Linked DNA regions of Homo sapiens: region 1 is linked to region 2. The links are chromatin loops, found by intact Hi-C in ENCODE. Cell type or tissue: mammary epithelial cell. All regions are shown on one strand. Links, peaks and the distances in the headings refer to the core of each region. The heading gives the core; the rest is flanking DNA.

Region 1 (10,350 bases), core at 2,024-7,023, 660 kb after region 2:
AGGATGGTCTGGATCTCCTGACCTCGTGATCTGCCCTCCTTGGCCTCCCAAAGTGCTGGGATTACAGGCGTGAGCCACCGTGCCTGGCCAAGAGGAGAACTGTAAGTCCAATCTAAGGAAGATATCCTAGATATGCGAAGATTGAAGGCAGGGGAGAAAGAGAAATAAGACATGTTAATAGTTGCTAGAGGGAAACATGTGAATTTGTTTTGGGGACTCTTTGGTTTTAAGAAAATCACTTTGGCCAGACACGGTGGCTCACACCTGTAATCCCAGCACTTTGGGAGGCTGAGGTGGGCGGATCATGAGGTCAGGAGCTTGAGACCAGCCTGACCAACATGGTGAAACCCTGTCTCTACTAAAAATACAAAAAAATTAGCCGAGCATGGTGGTGTGTCCCTGTAATCCCAGCTACTCAGGAGGCTAATGCAGGAGAATCACTTGAACCTGGGAGGCAGAGGTTGTAGTGGGCCGAGATGGTGCCATTGCACTCCAGTCTGGGTGACAGAGGGAGACTCCTTCTCAAAAAAAAAAAAAAAAGAAAGAAAGAAAGAAAGAAAAGAAAATCACTTCAATAGGCCTTTTGATTGTGAAAAAGTGAAGGCAAAGTCCTATTTTAAAAAGGAGACATTTGAAGTGAGGACCCAGCTCTGATTTTTTTTTTTTTGCCCAAATTCCTGTCTAAGAGATCTGGGGAGTCATGCCCTACAAACTATAAATTCTCATCAGATGGGTTTTATTTAACCTTATATATCGTGTTTTACTTTCCAATCTGACTCAGGCATAACATTACGTGACAAAGAAGAAAATCAAAATATTTTATCCCAAAACATGTTTCTTTGCCATATTTTGAAATGGCCCTGCAAGCCATCCTTTGTGGGGGAAATTTTGCATGTGTAAAGAATCTCTGTTAACATAGCTAGATCTTTTCCTTCCAGGCCCTCTCAATCCTGAAGAAATTAACTAAGAGTCTAGCACCTTTTAAAGGTCTGAATAGGAAATATTTGCCATCTATTGTCTCTAAGGGCAGCCACTGTGAAACTTCAAAAGAACCTCGATCTCCATAATCTTTTTTCTTAACCCGAATATTTCCTTGCTATTAATCCCAGGTCTTTTTAAATTTTTATTTATTATTTATTTATTTTTTTTTGAGATGGAGTCTCACTCTGTTGCTCAGGCTGGAGTGCACTGGCGTGATCCTGGCTCACTGCAACCTCTGCCCCCTCGAGTTTGAGTGATTCTCCTGCCTCAGCATCTCGAGTAGTTGGTATTACAGGCACCTGCCCTGTGCCTAGCTAATTTTTGTATTTTTAGTAGAGACAGGGTTTCACCATCTTGGCCAGGATGGTCTTGAACTCCTGACCTTGTGATCCACCCGCCTTGGCCTCCCAAAGTGCTGGAATTACAGGCGTGAGCCACCGCGCCCGGCCAATCCCAGGTCTTTAGACAAACTCAACCAATTGTAAACCAGAAAATGTTTAAATTTACCTATAGCCTGGAAGCCCCCTACCCCAACCTTGCTTTGAATTGTCCCACCTTTCTGGACGAAACCAATCTGTTTCTCAAATGTATGTGATTGATGTCTCATGCCCTCCCTAAAATGTATAAACCCAAGCTGCACCCCAACCAACCTCCTTGGGCACATGTTCTCAGGACCTCCTGAAGGCTGTGTCACAGACCATGGTCACTCATATTTGGCTCAAAATAAATCTCTTAGAATATTTTACAGAGTTTGACTCTTTTCGTTGACACAAGCAATAGGAAGGTAAACTGTTCTGCTCAGGATCATAAAACCTTGTCTTTTTTTTTTTTTTTGGAGACGGAGTCTTGCTCTGTCACCCAGGCTGGAGTGCTATGGCATGATCTCGGCTCACTGCAATCTCCGCCTCCCGGTTTCAAGTGATTCTCCTGCTTCAGCCTACTGAGTAGCTGGGATTACAGGTGTGCACCACCACACCCAGCTAATTTTTGTGTTTTTAGTAGAGACGGGGTTTCACCATGTTGGCCAGGCTGGTCTCAAATTCCTGACCTCAGGCAATCTGCCCACCTTGGCCTCCCAAAGTGTTGGGATTACAGGCGTGAGCCACCATGCCTGGCCAAAACCTTGTCTTTTTATTGTGCCTTGTTTCAGTAATAAATATGTTGTAAGACACTTTTCACTATACAACTACTTATACACACAATATACAAAAATCAACAAAATGCTTCAGTCGAAGCACACAGGAGTGGTAAAAGTAAAATAATTTATATTAAAAATAATATATACAGTCGGCACACCATGTGGATTCAATCAACTGTGGATGAAAAATATTTGAAAAAACAATAGAACAATAAAAATGATACAAATAAACAATACAGCATAACAACTATTTACATAGCATTTTCATTGAATTAGGTGTTATCAGTAATCTAGAGATGATTTAAAGCAGGAGTGTCCAATCTTTCGGCTTCCCTGGGCCCCATTGGAAGAAAAATAATTGTCTTGGGTCACACATAAAATATACTAACACTAACGATAGCTGATAAGCTAAATATACATATATATAGCAAAAAATTCATAATGTTTTAAGACAGTTTACGAATTTGTGTTGGGCCACATTCAAAGCTGTCTTGGGCCGCGGGTTGAACAAGCTTGATTTTTTTTTATTTTTTACTTTGTATTTATTTATTTTTTTGAGACGGAGTCTCGCTCTGTCGCCCAGGCTGGAGTGCAGTGGCGCCATCTCGGCTCACTGCAAGCTCCTCCTCCCGGGTTCACGCCATTCTCCTCCCTCAGCCTCCCCAGTAGCTGGGACTACAGGCGCCTGCCACCACGCTCAGCTAATTTTTTTTTGTATTTTTAGTAGAGACGGAGTTTCACCGTGGTCTCGATCTCCTGACCTTGTGATACGACCGCCTCGGCCTCCCAAAGTGCTGGGATTACAGGCGTGAGCCACCGTGCCCGGCCGGAGAAGCTTGATTTAAAGGACAGAGGAAGATGTGTGTAAGTCATATACAAATACTGTACCATTTTATATAAGGAACTTGAGCATTTACAAGTTTTTGGTATCCTTAGGGGCCCTGGAACACCCTGTTTGATGCTGAGAGATGACTGTAGTTAACAGTCGCATTACTTGGATATGATAACATCAGAAGGCATAATGAATAGTGAGATGCTTGGGCCTCTATGTTGAGGACGAAGCTCTGATTTTTTTTTTTTCCCCAAATTCTTATGTAAGGAGTCTGGGGAGTCATGCCCCACAAATCATCAGTTCTCATCAGATGGGTTTTATTTAATCCTGTATATTGAGACTTACTTTCCAATCTGACTCTGGCCATGGCAAGGAAGAAAATAAAAATATTTTACCTCAAAACATGTTTCTCTGTCATATCTTGAAATGGCCCTGCAGAGCCATCTCTTGTGGGAAAAATCCACATTCCGTAGAGAATCCCCTTTTCCCCTTTTTTGTCCTTCCTTCCTTTCCAGATCCAGGAGATAATCAACTAAGAGCCAAGCACCCTTTTAGTTCCGATAAGAAACATTTTGCAACCTGCTCTCTCTGAAGTCTGCTATCTGAGATCTTCCTCTGCACAATAAAACTTGGTACCCACAATCCTTTATCTTAACCTGAACATTTCCTTTCTATTGATCCCAGGCCTTCAGATAAACTCAACCAATTGTCAACCAGAAAATGTTTAAATTTACCTATGAAGCCCCCCCGCGCTTTTTGTCCTGCCTTTTGGAACCAAACCAATGTTATTTCTTAAATGTATTTGATTGATGTCTCATGTCTCCCTAAAATGTATAAACCCAAGCTGTGCCCCAACCACCTTGGGCACATGTTCTCAGGACCTCCTGAAGGCTGCGTCACCGGCCATAGTCACTCGTATTTGGCTCAGAATAAATCTCTTAAAATGTTTTACCGGCCAGGCATGGTGGCTCACGCCTGTAATCCCAGCACTTTGGGAGGCTGAGGCGGGTGGATCACGAGGTCAGGAGATCGCGACCATCCTGGCTAACATGGTAAAACCCTGTCTCTACTAAAAATACAAAAAATTAGCCGGGTGCGGTGGTGGGCGCCTGTAGTCCCAGCTACTCGGGAGGCTGAGTCAGGAGAATGGCGTGAACCCGGGAGGCGGAGTTTGCAGTGAGCCGAGATCGTGCCACTGCACTCCAGCCTGGGCGACAGAGCAAGACTCCTCTCAAAAAAAAAAAATGTTTTACAGAGTTTGACTCTTTTAGTCAACACCGTTAAATACTGAAAAAGGGATGGATATAGAAACAGTTATGGTGTATCACTGACTAAAATACCAAAATTAGGCTTTCCTTCAGAGACATGATTTTCCAAAATGGTGAGTAAATAAAATCCTGAGCCAAGAAAAGTACAGTATTTCCTAGATTTGCAAATCTACAGTGATTGAATTCCTGGAAAATTCAGTGTCTAGTAAAACTATGCAAAAATATTTTGTTAACATGTAAAAGTTAGGCCGGGCGCGGTGGCTCATGCCTGTAATCCCAGCACTTTGGGAGGCCGAGGCGGGTGGATCATGAGGTCAGGAGTTCAAGACCAGCCTGGCCAAGATGGTGAAACCCCGTCTCTACTAAAAATATAAAAATTAGCCGGACATGGTGGCGGGTGCCTGTAGTCCCAGCTCCTCGGGAAGCTGAGGCAGAGAATTGCTTGAACCCGGGAGGTGGAGGTTGCAGTGAGCCGAGATCGCGCCATTACACTCCTGCCTGGGCAACAGAGCAAGACTCCGTCTCAAAAAAAAAAAAAAAAAAAAAAAAAAAGAAGTAAAAGTTAGGTTTAAGCTCAGATAATTATAAACAGGTTTTTAACCTTCATAAATGGGTGGAGGGACACTAAAAGTTTATCTGGGCTGGGGAACAATTTTGCTTTTGGAGGCTGTTCTACACATTGTTTACTGTCGCTGGCCTCAGCCGGGCCCATGCAAACATGCAAATCCCGCCAGCCCTCTAAATCGTTGGTACAGACTTCAAAAAATTTCCAAATTGCCCTCTAGAGGGCAGTACTAGCACTGTAGAGAGTCACTGAACCAAAAAGCTCTGCTGTGGACTAAACCTGCCTTGCTTCTTGGGGCGGGGTAGGGCAGCATTATTCTGTGGTCTGGGCTGCCTGGGGTTGGGGATAAGTGGTAGGGGCAAAGACATTATTTTCCTCTCACCAGCCCCTTCGGGAAGGCTGGAATGCTGGAGATTTTACAAACACGAATCGCTGACACCTTTTTTGTGTATTTTAAATCTTCTAATCAATTTGGGATAGAAAACTGGAGTCAAAAACTCTTCCCTACAAAAATAATGCAATATTTCTATCTATCTATCATCTATCTATCTATCTATCTATCTATCATCTATCTATCTATCATCTATCATCTATCTATGTCTATATATATCAGTATGTGTGTATATATATGTATATACATGGCTGTATATTTTATGTATTCCTACACAATTATGATGTCATGGTTTGTACTGTAGAAAAAGTGGGGGCAATCTAAATGTCCATGAACAGGAGAGTAGATTTTTTATTTATTATTTATTATTATTTTTGAGACAGAAAAATATGTCACCTAGGCTGGAGTGCAGTTGCGTGATCTCGGCTCGCTGCAACCTCTGCCTCCCAAGTTCAAGCAATTCTCTTGCCTCAGCCTCCCAAGTAGCTGGGATTACACACTGGGCTAATTTTTGTATTTTTTGTAGAGACAAGGTTTCACCATGTTGCCCAGACTGGTCTCAAGCTCCTGGCCTCAAGTGATCTGCCTGCCTTGGCCTCCCAAAATACTGAGATTACAGGTGTGAGCCACTGCTTCCGGTTAATCTTCAACTATATATATATATATATATATATATATATATATATATATATATATATATATATACACATACATATATATATATATACATATACATATATTTATTTATTGAGATGGAGTCTTGCTCTTGTCGCCCAGGCTGGAGTGCAGTGGTGCCGTCTTGGCTCACTGCAACCTCCTCCTCCCAGGTTCAAGCGATTCTCTTGCCTCAGCCTCCTGTGTAGCTGGGATTACAGGCGCCTGCCACCACATCTGGCTAATTTTTGTATTTTTAGTAGAGACAGGGTTTCAGCATGTTGGCCAGGCTGGTCTTGAATTCCTGATCTCAGGTGATCCACCCGCCTCAGCCTCCCAAAGTGCTGGGATTACAAGTGTGAGCCACGGAGCCTGGCCAATAATATATATTTTAAAAATAACTATATTTTCCAAAAATAAAACATATGAGTAGAATGCCCTTGTTTTACATTTTTGCAAATCTCGTTAATATCTGACCTACTAGAAGACAGATTATCTAATCAGTTCTGTATTCAATATGTTGTGATATTATGTAGGTTCTAGAAAATTCCACTTTACACTCATGAGAGAATGGAAGTTAAAAAGCTAAATATAATAATTATTATAAAACTAATTTGACCTTGGAGGCCTCTTGAAAGCATAGGGCCCTCCCCACCAAGGACCACGGGGCACCACTTTGAGAGTCTTTGCTCTCAAATCAATTAGGACCCAGACTCTATGAAGTTAAATGTTAAACAGATTGATAGTTTTTTGTGTGTGTGTGAGACAGAGTCTCACTCTGTTGCCCAGACTGGAGTGCAGTGGTGTGATCTCGGCTCACTGCAACCTCCACCCACCGGGTTCAAGTGATTCTCCTGCCTCAGCCTCCCGAATAGCTGGGATTACAGGTGCCTGCCACCATGCCTGGCTAATTTTTGTACTTTTAGTAGAGGTGGGATTTCAACATGTTGGTCAGGCTGGTCTCAAATTCCTGACGTCAGGTGATCCACCCACCTCTGCCTCCCAAAGTGCTGGGATTACAGGCAGCAGCCACCTCGCCCAGCCGATAGTTTGTAATGATATTTTTTAAAGATGTAAATGATTTCTGTCCAATTGGAACTCCAAAGGTAACAGTTTTCTCCTTTCCTTTCCTTCCTTCTTCTTTTCTCTTTTTCTTTCTTTCTTTCTTCCTTTCTTTTTTTTTTTTTTTGGCAGGGTCTCACTCTGTCAAACAGGCAGGAGTGTAGTGGTGAGATTTCTGGTCACTGCAACCTCCATCCACCTCCTGGGTTCAAGCAGTTCTCCCACCTCAGCCTCCTGAGTGAGTAGCTGGGACTACAGGCACTCACCACCATGCTTGGCTAATTTTTGTTATTTTTTGTAGAGATGTGGTTTTACCATGTTGCCAAGGCAGGTCTTGAACTCCTGGGCTGCAGCATCTGCCCTCCTTGGCCCCACAAAATGCTAGGATTACAGGCGTGAGCCACTGCACCCAGTTTTCATTTTCATTTTAAGCTAAATTTAACCAGTCTTATATCTGATTTAGCAAACATGCTGGTGTTCTGTTTTTCCCCCAGTGGTGATACATATGTGGTTCCTCAAATTCTCCTTAGAACCAATTTTTCCATCCAGCTGGTCCCCCTCATTGATGAGTTAAATAAACCTTTAAGCTACATTCACGTTTGACAGTTTATCTGATATTTATGTAAGACTCATGTTTTGAAGTATTTGAATGCTGTATTTTGTTTCTCAATTTTTTATCTTGAAAAAAAATTCAAGCCTTTAGAATAATTGAAAGAATACTGCAGTGAACACCTTTATGCCATTTTTCCTAGATTCAATCACTGAATTTTTGCCATGTTTACTTTAATTCCACGCCCCCACCTCCACCATCCGTTTATCTATTGTAAGGGTAGATTTCAAAAATGAGTTTCCCATTTGCCAAGAAGGAAGGAAATCTTTCCCTCCTCCCCTTCTTAGAGCATTTCTGTCAGAAAACCTTGTGGCTGTAAAGCCTTTTTCTAGCCTTTTAAAATAAAAATATTTCACTTTAGATGCTAAGTGCAAGGGCATTATCCTACATAGCCAAATAAACTGATCTCACACAGAGAATTTATAACTGTACAAGGTATTCTATTTTCTAATACATTGTCTGCATTCTAATTTCCTCATTAGTTCCAACAATTTGCTTTATAGCTTTTCTTTTTTTTATTTTTTGCTTCAAAATCCAATAAAAAATTGCACATTGGCTGGGTGCAGGGGCTTACACCTGTAATCCTAGCACTTTGGTAGGCCGAGGCAAGAGTATCCCTTGAGCCCAGGAGTTTGAGACCAGCTTGGGCAACATAGTGAGACTCTGTCTCTACCAAAAACACACACACACACACACACACACACACACAAAACAGGCGTGGTGGCGTGCACTTATGGTCCCAGCTACACAGGAGGCTAAGGCAGGAGGATGTCTTGAGCCCCAGGGTTAGCTGCAGTGAACTATGATAACACTATTGCACTCCAGTCTGGGCAACAGAGTGAGACCCTGTCTTAATAGAGCGCATTCATTTCTTAGGAATTTGAACCTTCCACTGGCTAGGTAACAGCTTATATTTTTAACCATTCTTCACTAAGAGTTAATGCTTCTTTTCTGTATATAAGAAAGAAATGGTAGGTAGTGTGATGTACTAGATGCAAATCTTTGTACTTGCAAATTACTCAATTTTACTAAGCTTCAGTAAATTGATTAGGATGCTTCTGGTTGCCGGTAACAGAAAATCCAAATTAAAAATGACCGAAACAATTACATTTGATATCTCACATAAAAGGCTGGGCACAGTGGCTCACACCTGTAATCCCAGCACTTGGGAGACCAAGGTGAGAGAATCACTTGAGCCCAGCAATTCAAGACTAGTCTGGGCAACATAGTGAAACCCTGTCTCTACAAACAAAAAAAGGAAGAAGACAAAGGAGAAAGAGTAGAAGGAGAAGGAGAAGAAGAAGGAGAGGGAAGAAGGAGGAAGAGAAGGAGGAGGAAGGAAGTGGCTCTTGCCTGTAATCCCAGAACTTTTGGGATGCTGAAGTGGGTGGATACCTTGAGCCCAGGAGTTTGAGACCAGCCTGGACAACATGGCAAAAAACCATTTCTACAAAAAATACAAAAATTAGCCAGGCATGGTGACATGTGCCTGTAGACCCAGCTACTTAGGAGGCTGAGGTGGGAGGATCACCTGAGCCTGGGTGGTGGAGGCTGCAATGAGTGAAGATTGTACCACTGCACTCTAGCCTGGGCCACAGAGCGAGACCCTGTCTGAGAAAAAAAAAAAAAAAGTCTTAGTTGTAGGCAGAGATTGCCAGAAACTAGATTTTTCCAGCCTGTGTTGCCTCAGCCATGTGACCCAGGTCTGGCAACGTTCTTGTCTTTCTTTTGACTTTGGAGCCAGTGACAGAAGAAATAGGGATAATAAACTTCCTCTCTGGCACCTGCTGGCTAGAGAGCGTGGTTCTCTAGGCTTCCAAACAATTCTCTGAGAAACCCAGTATCTGTTGAGTTAACTTTTTTTTTCATCTTAGATCAGCTGGAGTTGACTACTGTGGCTTGCACATGGAAGCTGGGAGAACAGAAACTCTCATGTGGAAGAGCCAAGATGTCCTTGGAGCCATTACCAGCCTCTTGCTGAGCATTCTTTCCTACTATATTCAGCCGGGAGTTTCTCCAATGGTCCTACCTCCTGTGTACTCTGTCCCTAGGCATCCCTCAAATGGAGATCATCCTGCCCCAGAAAAGTCTCTGAGAACGGAGTCAACGGTAGACAGCAGGAAAGAGTGAGTGGAGATGCCGGCTCCACTGTGCCAAGTGAAAATAACTTGGTGAGCACTGAGGGCACTCTAAGCACGGGCCAGTCAGTATCAAACACTGTTCTGATCCTAGCAACAGTATGAGGCAGAAACCTAAGTTACAGAACTTGATTTACAGACCAGGAAATGAAGGTTTATAAAGTTTGAAGAAGTAAGACTGGGATTTCAATACAGATTGTATGTTTCTGGAACCTATTGACTTTATTTGTGAGTTTTTGTTTGTTTGTTTGTTTGTTTTGCCCTTCTTTCTTTATTTAATTAAAACATCTGCTGATGGCAAGAATGACCCATGTGCCTAACAAAAATGCAAATGGTTAACATGCAGAGTGGAAATTCTATCTTTGATAAATGTCTGTTGGAACCTATTGACTTTAATTTCAAACTCTACAGTCTCCCGGAGGGGATGATAGAATACTCATAGAGTCTATGGGGATTTTTATCAGGCTGATGTGAAGGGAGAAATCATATGTATGGGCATGATGGTGTGCGCTACTCAGCCTTCTGAGTAATTCCAGCTACTCAGGAGGCTGAGGAGCCAGGATCCCTTAAGCCCAGGAGTTTGAGTCCAGCCTGGGCAGCATAGTGAGACCCTCTTTCAAAAAACAGCAAAAAAGGGCTGGGGGTGGTGTCTCATGCCTGTAATCCCAACACTTTGGGAGGCAGAGGTGGGTGGATCACTTGAGGTCAGGA
Region 2 (10,350 bases), core at 1,944-6,943:
ATTTTTTTGAGACAGGGTTCCCGCTCAGCCCCCTGAGTAGTTGAGACTACAGGTGTGCACCACCACACCTGGCTAATTTTTGTGTTTTTTATAGAGAGGTCTCATTACATTGCCCAGGCTGGTCTTGAACTCTTGGCCTCAAGTGATCCCCCCATCTCAGTCTCTCAAAGTGTGTGGATTACAGGTGTGAGCCACTGCACCCGGTCAGAATATTTTCAAACTAGAAATTAATTTGGGAGTTCAGGCACAGAAGAAAAGAGGACAATGTTTCCATAGAGTAGTGTTGGCTGTGACTAGTGGAATCCAAGAGATCTTTTCCTCCCACTGAAATTATTTTAGGCTTCTTTTTTATTTTCTTTTTTTTCTGAGAGTTATATTAATCTTTCCAACACTTGTGGACTAAGCAATAGCAGCAAACATCTGTTGTTTTAAAAAGTTTTTTGAGGCTGGGCATGGTGGCTCATGCCTGTAATCCCAGCACTTTGGGAGGCCAAGGTGGGTGGAACACTTGAGGTTAGGAGTTTGAGACCAGCCTGGCCAACATAGCAAAACCCCATCTCTACTAAAAATACAGAAATTAGCCGGGCGTGGTGGCAGGTACCTGTAATCCCAGCTACTCGGGAGGCTGAAGCACGAGAACTGCTTGAACCTGGGAGGCAGAGGTTGCAGTGAGCCGAGATTGCGCCATTGCACTCCAGCCTGGGCAACAAGAGTGAAACTCTGTCTCAGCCCAAAAAAAAAAAAAAAAAAGAGAGAGAAAGAAAAAAAAAAGTTTTTTGGGGGGCAATTTTGTATGACATAAACAAAAAAAAAATTGCCCCCCTCACCTGGAAAAAAAAACCCTAAAATTCAGAAGGCAGTGGAAGAGTTCAAACAATTCTTTTTTTTTTTTTTTTTTTTTGAGATGGAGTTTCACCTTGTTGCCCAGGCTGGAGTGCAACGGTGCAATCTCGGTTCACTGAAATCTCCCCCTCCCGGGTTCAAGCGATTCTCCTGCCTCAGCCTCCCAAGTAGCTGGGATTACAAGCGTACACCACCATGCCCTGCTAATTTTTTTTTATTTAGTAGAGATGGGGTTTCACCATGTTGGTCAGGCTGGTCTCAAACTCCTGACCTCAGGTGATCCACCCGCCTTGGCCTCTCAAAGTGCTGGGATTATAGGTGTGAGCCACTGTGCCTGGCCTACAATTCTTAAACCTTTTCTTACCTGAAGAGTCTTAAAACAAAGAATTCTGAGTTCCCAAGGCCATTTACTTACCTGTATGTATGTCCTGTGATTTCATTTCTGACCATGACACAATCCACTAGCCATTTGGCTAACAGTCCTGAGTTATCGTGACCAATCTGAACAGTGGTCAGCTTCCCCAAGTTCTGGCACTGTAGGGACAGGACCTTAGGTTATTTAGTACCCAATCCCATCCTGTTACATCTCAGCTTTACAGGTACTTTGGTTCCGTCTAATTTAACAACTGCAGAGACAAACCCTGCATAATGTATTCAGCTATGCACTAGAGAAATATATTCACATATATTCCTTGCTCTCAGGGAGCTCCCACATAATGAGATAGGAGACATATGGACATTAACTACCAAATGAGGGGCACTGCACACAGTGCTAGATTAGAGATGTAAAAAGTGCTAGAAGAACGCTGGGGAAGGAACAGTTACTTCTACTTGGGGAACCCACAAACAACACAGACAGTGACTTGTGCCTTGAAGGGTAAGAATAATTTCTAAAAACAGGAAAAAGATGCTATTTAGATTTTGTTACAAAGAGGTCAAGAAAACAATTATAGATTTTAAAAATCACTGACACTGATATTCTTTTCTTTTTTAGAAAATTTTTTGTGGGTACACAGTAGGTATATATATTTATAGGGTACATGAGATGTTGATATTTTTCTGTTCCAATAAGATACTAAGGCAGAACTGACCTCAGACCTCATATACTAGAAGTCTTTGAAGCTATTTTTTAAAAGGCATAGTTATCAATAAGTTATCTTCACTGGTCCTTTGTGGACAAGTACAAAATAAAGCAATGATAATAGGAATAGCAAAAATGAATACTAATTAAATTCTGACTTCTAAAATCTGATAATGAAAAGATCACTGACCCCAACAATGTGCTGGATGACAACATCAGAATTGTAAGTTCTTTTTTTTGGTTAATTTTAATTTTTAATTTTTATGGGTACCTAGTAGATGTGTATATTTATGGATTAATTGAGATATTTTGATATAGGCATGCAATGCCTAATAACTGTATCAGGGTAAATGGGGTGTCTGTCACCTCAAACATTTATCATTTGTGTGACAATCCAATTATACTTTTAGTTATTTTAAAATGTACAGTTAAATTATTGTTGACTATAGTCACCCTGCTGTGCTAGCAAATACTAGGTCTTATTCACTCTATTTTTTTGTACCCATTAGAGCTACGAGTTTTTTTTTTTTGTTTTTTTTTTAGACAGAGTTTCGCTCTCGTTGCCCAGGCTGGAGTGCAATGGTGCAATCTCCGCTCACCACAACCTCCGCCTCCCGGATTCAAGCGATTCTCCTGCCTCAGCCTCCCGAGAAGCTGGGATTACAGGCATGTGCCACCATGCCCGGCTAATTTTTGTGTTTTTAGTAGAGAGGGGGTTTCTTCATTTTGGTCAGGCTGGCCTCAGACTCCCGACCTCAGGTGATCCGCCTGCCTCGGCCTCCCAAAGTGCTGGGATTACAGGCGTGAGCCACTGGCCCGGCCAGAGCTACGAGTTCTTAAAGCACTTTATTCTTTGTATCTCAGTGAGAAGGCATCACCATGCTCTAACTTAGGGATGATGGCATCTTGAATTAGTTGTGCAGCAGAGATGGAAAGAAGTAGGTAGACATGAGAGAGACAGCTTAGAAATGGCAATGATGGGGGTTTTAATGTACTTTCATTATTGTTAGATGAAGAAAAGCCAAGGGTTTTAATATTTTATATACAGGTGGCTTTGAGTCTACTGCATGGATAAGGCCAAACTGGGCTCCTGGGGGCGGGAGGGCATCATGACTCTAAGTGGAAACTGCTATTTCGAGACCCCAAGGAACATGAGAATGGGACATTCAGTTCGTACCATTTCCTTCCTCAAACACAACAATTATTTGTCCTCTTCCTCCACCAAGATCAACCTGTGTACAGGCTTAACCCCATGGAACTATTTCACCAAGTAAGACTGAAAATTGACTACAATATTAAAAGGTGGCTGTTTGTTTTGTTTTGTTTTTTGAGACACAGTCTCACTCTGTCACCCAGGCTGGAGTGCAGTGGCACAATCCTGGCTCACTGCAACCTCTGTCTCCTGGGCTCAAGTGACCTCAGCCTTGCAAGTACCCAGACTACAGGTGCATGCCACCATGCCCAGCTAATTTTTGTATTTTTTGTAGAGATGGAGTCTCACCATGTTGCCCAGGCTGGTCGTCTCAAACTCCTGGGCTCAAGCAATCTGCTCACCTTGGTCTCCCAAAGTGTTGAGATTATAGGCATGAGTCACTGCGCCTGGCCAAAAGGCATTTTTATAGAATCATTCTATAAATGTCACCATGTGGTCTAAAACCAGTAAGCAGATGCTTGAACCCAGGAGGTGGAGGTTGCAACGAGTGAAGATCACACCACTGCACAGCCTGGGCGAAAGAGCAAGATTCCGTCTCAAAAAAAAAAAAAAAAAAATCCATAAGCATGAATATCAGCTCTCCTGTCCTTTTGCCAAAGGATGACCAGGTTTGGGCAGAAAACATTTTACAGTAGGGAGGAGAACCACCGCGGGGAAAACATTTATTTGAATATTTCCTGCTTGCTAGAATCTGTGCTAGACCCTGAAAATAGTAGGAGAAGACCTAGAAAGCCCCAAAGCACATCATTACAAGTGAAAAATAGAGCTTAACAATGAAAATGCAAAACAAATTAGTATATAAGCTGCTTAAGACAACTTTAGACATATAATCACAAAAATGATCCTGCACGCTTTGAGTGTTCCTCTATTTTATTTGATTCAAGGAAAAATGAAAAAGCCAGACAGAATCATCTGTAAAACTACACGTGATACATTCTTCTAGGAAAGGTATTAGCTGAACCTACCTCAAAGGTCATTTCGAGGAGGTTTTTGGGAATCTGCATTACTCCTGTGTCTCCCAGCTCTCCTGATACACAGATCCAAGGGTTTGATGTGATTATTGCATTGCTCAGCTTTTTGATTGGGATGATCACTGACCTATACGGAATCACTGAAAGAAAAATGCAGAAATTAATTAAAAAGCGGGAATAAAATTCTCCTTATAACAAAACATATATTAAGAACTCTTGTTGGTTTTCATTGATAATTTGCTTTTTATGAGCTATCAAGATGTACTTATACGAAAAGTTGAGATCATAACCTTTCAGTCTAGAAAGATGAGATCTAGTTTGCAAACCAGAAGTCTCAATACTCGTAGCAGTGGTTTTCACAGCATGTATATCATCATGTATGTATGATGCATATATCAACATTAAACGTATGAACAATCTCAAGCATTAGCACGAGAATACCTAAAGATGTGAACACTGACTGTGTATATTGTGTTTTCATTGCTTAAATTTTCTTAAAAATTAATTTTGTAACAAAATTGAATAGAAATGAACATGATTACTGATATGGTTTTATATAAAAAGAGGGGTGGATGACTTCTTGGACAGTATTGAGTTTCTTGGGCAATGCTTTAAAGCACTGCATTTCAGAACTTTCCTGTCCCAAGTTTACAGAACAATATGCAAAAACCACAAATAATAAACAATGGAACCTCCACTCTGGACATATCGTGAAGTCTATAAACCACAACTTTGAAAGCTATTAAGGTGACTCACACGCAAGAGGAGCCCAGGGAGGCTCTTCCACAGACAGACCACTAGATGTCACTGCCCTATCACTGTCCTTTGCTCAAATGTGGAAGCACGAGAGGTTAGATGTTATGCATGTCCTCCCTTCTTTTTTTTTCTTTTTTTTTTTTGCCAACATGGCAAAACCCCGTCTCTACTAACAGTACAAAAATTAGCCGGGTGTGGTGGCAGGCGCCTGAAATCCCAGCTACTTGGGAAGCTCAGGCAGGAGAATCACTTGAACCCGGGAGGCAGAGGTTGCAGTGAGCTGAGATTGCACCACTGCATTCCAGCCTGGGCAACAGAGTGAGACTCTGCCTCAGAAAAAAAAAAGAAAGAAAAAAGAAAACGGCTGGATGTGGTGGCCTGTAATCCTAGCACTTTGGGAGGCCGAGGTGGGTGGATCACAAGGTCAGGAGCTTGAGACCAGGCTGACCAACACGGTGAAACCCCGTCTCTACTAAAAATACAAAAATTAGCCAGGTGTGGTGGCACACACCTGTAATCCCAGCTACTCAGGAGGCTGAGGCAGGAGAATCGCTTGAACCCGGGAGGCAGAGGTTGCAGCGAGCCGAGATTGTGCCATTGCACTCCAGCCTGGGCAACAGGAGTGAAACTCCATCTCCAAAAAAAAAAAAAAAAAAAAAAAAAAAGTGCAGACAGGGCCAGGCACGGGGGCTCATGTCTGTAATCCTACCTAGCACCTTGGAAGGCTGAGGTGGGCAGATCACTTGCGCTCAGGAGTTCATGACCAGCCTGGGCAACAAAGTGAGACCTTGTCTCTATACAAAATAAAAAACATAATTAGCCAGGTCTGGTGGTACACACTTGTAGTCCCAGCTACTCAGGAGGATGAGGAGGGGGGATCCCTTGAGCCAGGGAGGTCAAGGATGCAGTGAACTCTGATCCCACCACTGCACTCCAGCCTGGGCAACACAGCGAGACCCTATCTCAAAACAAAAAGGGGGCAGATGGTTTAAGCACATAAGCATTTTTGTCCATCACAGCCATACATTTCTGGTTTTTTGTTTGTTGGTTTTCTAGAGACAGGATGTAGCTCTGTCGCCCAGTCTGAAGTGCAGCAGCCCAATCAGTGTTCACTGCAGCCCTGATCTCTGGGGCTCAAGCAATCCTCCCATCTCAGCCTCCCCAGCAGTTGGGACTACAGGTGCACGCTACCACACCTGGCTAACTTTATTTATTTAGAGTTTCACTCTTGTCGCTCAGGCTGGAGTGTAGTGGCACATTCTTGGCTCACTGCAACCTCTGCCTCCTGGATTCAAGTGATTCTCCAGCCTCGGCCTCCCAAGTAGCTGGGATTACAGGCGTCTGCCACCTCGCCCAGCTAATTTTTGTACTTTTAGTAGAGAAGGGGTTTTGACATATTGGCCAGGCTGGTCTCGAACTCCTGAACTCAGGTGATCCACCGGCCTCAACCTCCCAAAGTGTTGGGATTCCAGGCATAAGCCACCGCGTCCGACCTCTAGCTTTTTTTTTTTTTTTTTGAGACAGAGTTTTGCTCTTGTGGCCCAGGCTGGAGTGCAATGGCATGATCTCGGCTCACTGCAACCTCTGCCTCCCGGGCTCAAGCGATTCTCCTGCCTCAGCCTCCTGAGTAGCTGGGATTACAACTGCACACCACCACGGCCAGCTATTTTTTGTATTTTTAGTAGAGATGCGGTTTCACCATGTTGACCAGGATGGTCTCGAACTCCTGACCTCAGGTGATCTGCTCACCTCGGCCTCCCAAAGTGCTGGGATTACAGGCATGAGCCACCGTGCCCGGCCCCTAGCTAACTTTTTAATTGTTCTTTTGTTGAGACAGCATGTCACTATTTTGCCCAGGCTAGTCTTGAACTGGACTCAAGCGATCTTTTTGCCTTGGCCTCTCAAAGTGCTGGAACTCCAGGCATGAGCCACTGCACCTGGCCTGATTGTAAAATTTTAAAGTTTTTTTTTTTTGAGACACGGTCTCGCTCTGTCACCCAGGGTAGAGTGCAGTGGCACGATCTCAAGCTTACTGCAATCTCCACCTCCTGGGCTCAAGTGATCCTCCCACCTCGGCCTCCCCAGTAGCTGGGACCAGAGGTGTGCACCACTACGCCCAGCTATTTTTTTGTAGTTTTAGTAGAGGCAGGGTTTTGCCATGTTGCCCAGGCTGGTCTCAAACTCCTAAGCTCAAGAGATCTGCCTGCCTTGGCCTCCCAAAGTGTTAAGACTACCGGCATGAGCCACCTGCCATGTATGTATGTATGTATGTATGTATGTATGTATGTATGTATGTATGTATTTTTGAGGCAGAGTTTCACTCTATCTCCCAGGCTGGAGTGCAGTGGTGCAATCTCAGCTCACTGCAACCTCTGCCGCCCGGGTTCAAGTGATTCTCCTGCCTTAGCCTCCCAAGTAGTTGGGATTACGGGGGCTTGCCACCGTGCCCAGCTAATTTTTGTACTTTTAGCAGAGACGGGGTTTTATCATCTTGGCCAGGCTGGTCTTGAACTCCTGACCACGTGATTCACCCACCAAGGCCTCCCAAAGTGCTGGGATTACAGGTGTGAGCCATCGCACCTGGCCACTATTTATTTATTTTTTGAGAAGAAGTCTTGTTCTGATGCCCAGGCTCGAGTGCAGTGGGGCGATTTCAGCTCACTGCAACCTCCGCCTCCCGGGTTCAAGCGATTCTCCTACCTCAGTCTCTGGAGTAGCTGGGATTACAGGTGTGCGCCCACCATGCCCAGCTAATTTTTGTACTTTTAGTAGAGACAGGGTTTCCCCATGTTGGCCAGGCTGGTCTTGACCTCCTGACCTCAGGTGATCCGCCACCTCGGCCTCCAAAAGTGCTAGGATTACAGGTGTGAGCCACCATGCCCAGCCATTTTTTTTTTTAAGTAGGGTAGAATCAATATTTGTTGTTATCCTTGGGATTTCTGCCCATTTGATCATAAGAGGGGGTGTTAGAAGCCCTCCGTGAAAGATCTACAAGTAGGATGAAAAACATTTACTAAAGAAGGTGCCTAGATATAGCCTCACAATATGAGCTCATGGTTCAGTGCACTCTTAGATGAGGAAAACAAATGAGATAAATGGTTCATTTCCCTAATTTTACATAAAAGACTTTCTTTATGTTAGGTGAAGAGTCTCCCTTTGTGTCCTTTTATTTTGGCTTTAGGATAGGAAAATGTCAGAGAAAAGGCCATATATTCACGGTTTAGTAATCATCAGAATCAAATGGGTTTTGAAACTGAAAGCAGAAGAGGTTAGTGTTAAGACTTTATTTTAGGTGCCAGAGGCTTTTCTCATTTCTTGCACTGCTAAGAAAATCTGCAGAAAAAGGCATGTTTAGGGTCAGCAGTTCTGTGGCTGCAAAAGGCCCACAGATGCACAACAGTGATTTCATAGTTTAAGTATGAAAAAGCAATATGATTAAATTTAAAAATTTCTTTCATGAAGAATTCCTCAAATTGAAAGAGTTACTCAGATGAAGAGAAATCTACAGATATAAGGAGGATTTTAGGAATCCTCTACTGCTACTACTTCTTACTTATTTAGAGACAGTCTCAACCTGTCACCCAGGCTGGAGGGCAGTGGTGTGATCTTGGCTCACTGCAACCTCTGCCTCCCGGGTTCAAGTGATTCTCCCACATCAGCCTCCTGAGTAGGTGGGACTAAAGCAAGCGCCACCACGTCCGGCTAATTTTTGTATTTTTTGGTAGAGATGAGGTTTCACCATGTTGGCCACGTCAGTCTCGAACTCCTGACCTCATGTGATCCACCCGCCTTGGCCTCCCAAGGTGCTGGCATTACAGGTGTGAGCCACTGTGCCTGGCCTCTTCGATTTAATTAAATTAATTAATTAATTTATTTATTTATTTATTTTGAGACGGAGTCTCGCTCTGTCGCCCAGGCTGGAGTGCAGTGGCGCAATCTCGGCTGACTGCAACCTCCGCCTCCCGGGTTCAAGCAATTCTCCTACCTCAGCCTCCTGAGTAGCTGGGATTACAGGCGCCCACCACCACACCCAGCTAATTTTTGTATTTTTAGTAGAGACGGGGTTTCACCATGTTGGTCAGGCTGGTCTCTAACCCCTGCCCTTGTGATCCAACTGCCTTGGCCTCCCAAAGCGCTGGGATTACAGGCTTGAGCCACCGCGCCCGGCCCAATTTTAAAACTGTATATAACTTTTTAGTTTCTTACACCTGCAGTAACCTAATCAACGAATAGTAACTTGACAGGCATTACAGGATGGCCTAATCCCCATTCCAATTCCCTTTTCCTTTGTCTTCCGTTACCAGAGACTGGAAAGCCAAAACCTACACAATTCTGGCCAGTGAAATGTTAGTGATATTTATTGAGATTTTTTGGAAAATTATGTCTTTCTAGCACAGATCCTGCCCCTCCTTGGCACTCTCTCCTTCCTGCTGGAAGGTATGCTGAGAACAGCCATGTTGAAACCATGAGGTAACTAGCACACACAGAGCATGTCTAACAGGAAAAAGACAATGAGCCTGGGTCCGTGACAGCACTGCCCACTGCCTACTTTGAGACCTTTATTATGTAAGTGAAATTACTATGCTGTAAACCACTGGTTTTCAAGTTTCTGATACTTGCAGCTAAATGCAATTCCTAATTGATACAAGTAAAAATTCTCCAAAGTAAGGAAGAGGACCCACTGCAAATAAGAATTAGCAATGAAGGAAAGAATAAATGCTATCATTCGGCTTTCTATAAAAAATACATCTCTTGGACAGGCTCAGTGGCTCACACCTGTAATCCTAGCACATTGGGAGGTTGAGGCGGATGGATCACCTGAGGTCAGGAGTTTGAGACCAGCCTGGCCAACATGGTGAAACCCTGTCTCCACTAAAAACACAAAAATTAGCCGGGCATGGTGACATATGCCTATATACAGATGTGTGATTTGGGAGGCTAAGGCAGGAGAATCGCTTGATCCCAGGGGACGGAGGTTGCAGTGAGCTGAGATTCCACCACTGCACTCCAGCCTAGGTGACAGAGCCAGACACCATCTCAAAAAAACCAAAAACAATAACAACAACAAAAACAACAAAATCTCCAGGTCCAGCGTGGTGGCTCATGCCTGTAATCCCAGCACTTTGGGAGGCTGAGGCAGGTGGGTCACTTGAGGTCAGGAGTTCGAGACCAGCCTGGCCAACATGGTGAAACCCCATCTCTACTAAAAATACAAAAATTAGCCGGGTGTGGTGGGGCGTGCCTGTAATTCCAGCTACTCAGGAGGCTGAGGCACAAGAATTCCTTGAACCCAGGAGGTGGAGGCTGCGGTGAGCTGAGATCGTGCCACTGCACTCCAGCCTGGGTGATGGAGTGAGACTCTATCAAAAAAAAAAAAAAAAAAAAAAAAAAATTCTCCAATCAGCATTTCCTTCCAAAGTTGAATGATGTCCAATTGCATAAGTTTATTATTAACACACAGATACTTTGATTTTATGTGTTTTCGT

The links. Peaks named below come from ENCODE experiments on the same cell type or tissue, not always from the same donor. Only the 100,000 strongest peaks of a DNase experiment are listed, where the experiment ranks them.
Region 1: a loop joins it to region 2, with 5 times the contacts of the local background. A loop is called at or near these places in 4 of 110 quality-filtered maps.

The regions. Positions count from the first base shown.
Region 1 is chr12:32,055,762-32,066,111 of GRCh38, forward strand. No RefSeq gene overlaps it. Among named protein-coding and RNA genes, the nearest start is that of BICD1, 46 kb to the right of the region's middle. In mammary epithelial cell, for the core only: a CTCF peak has its summit at 5,009 (motif pointing right); a DNase peak (open chromatin) is centred at 5,000.
Region 2 is chr12:31,398,396-31,408,745 of GRCh38, forward strand. It overlaps DENND5B (DENN domain containing 5B), which reads right to left. Exons shown (of 21, transcript NM_144973.4): 15 at 4,103-4,248; 16 at 1,259-1,377. Among named protein-coding and RNA genes, the nearest start is that of LINC02387, 34 kb to the left of the region's middle. RefSeq lists enhancers at 6,716-6,855, 7,736-7,905. In mammary epithelial cell, for the core only: a CTCF peak has its summit at 4,907 (motif pointing right); a DNase peak (open chromatin) is centred at 4,906.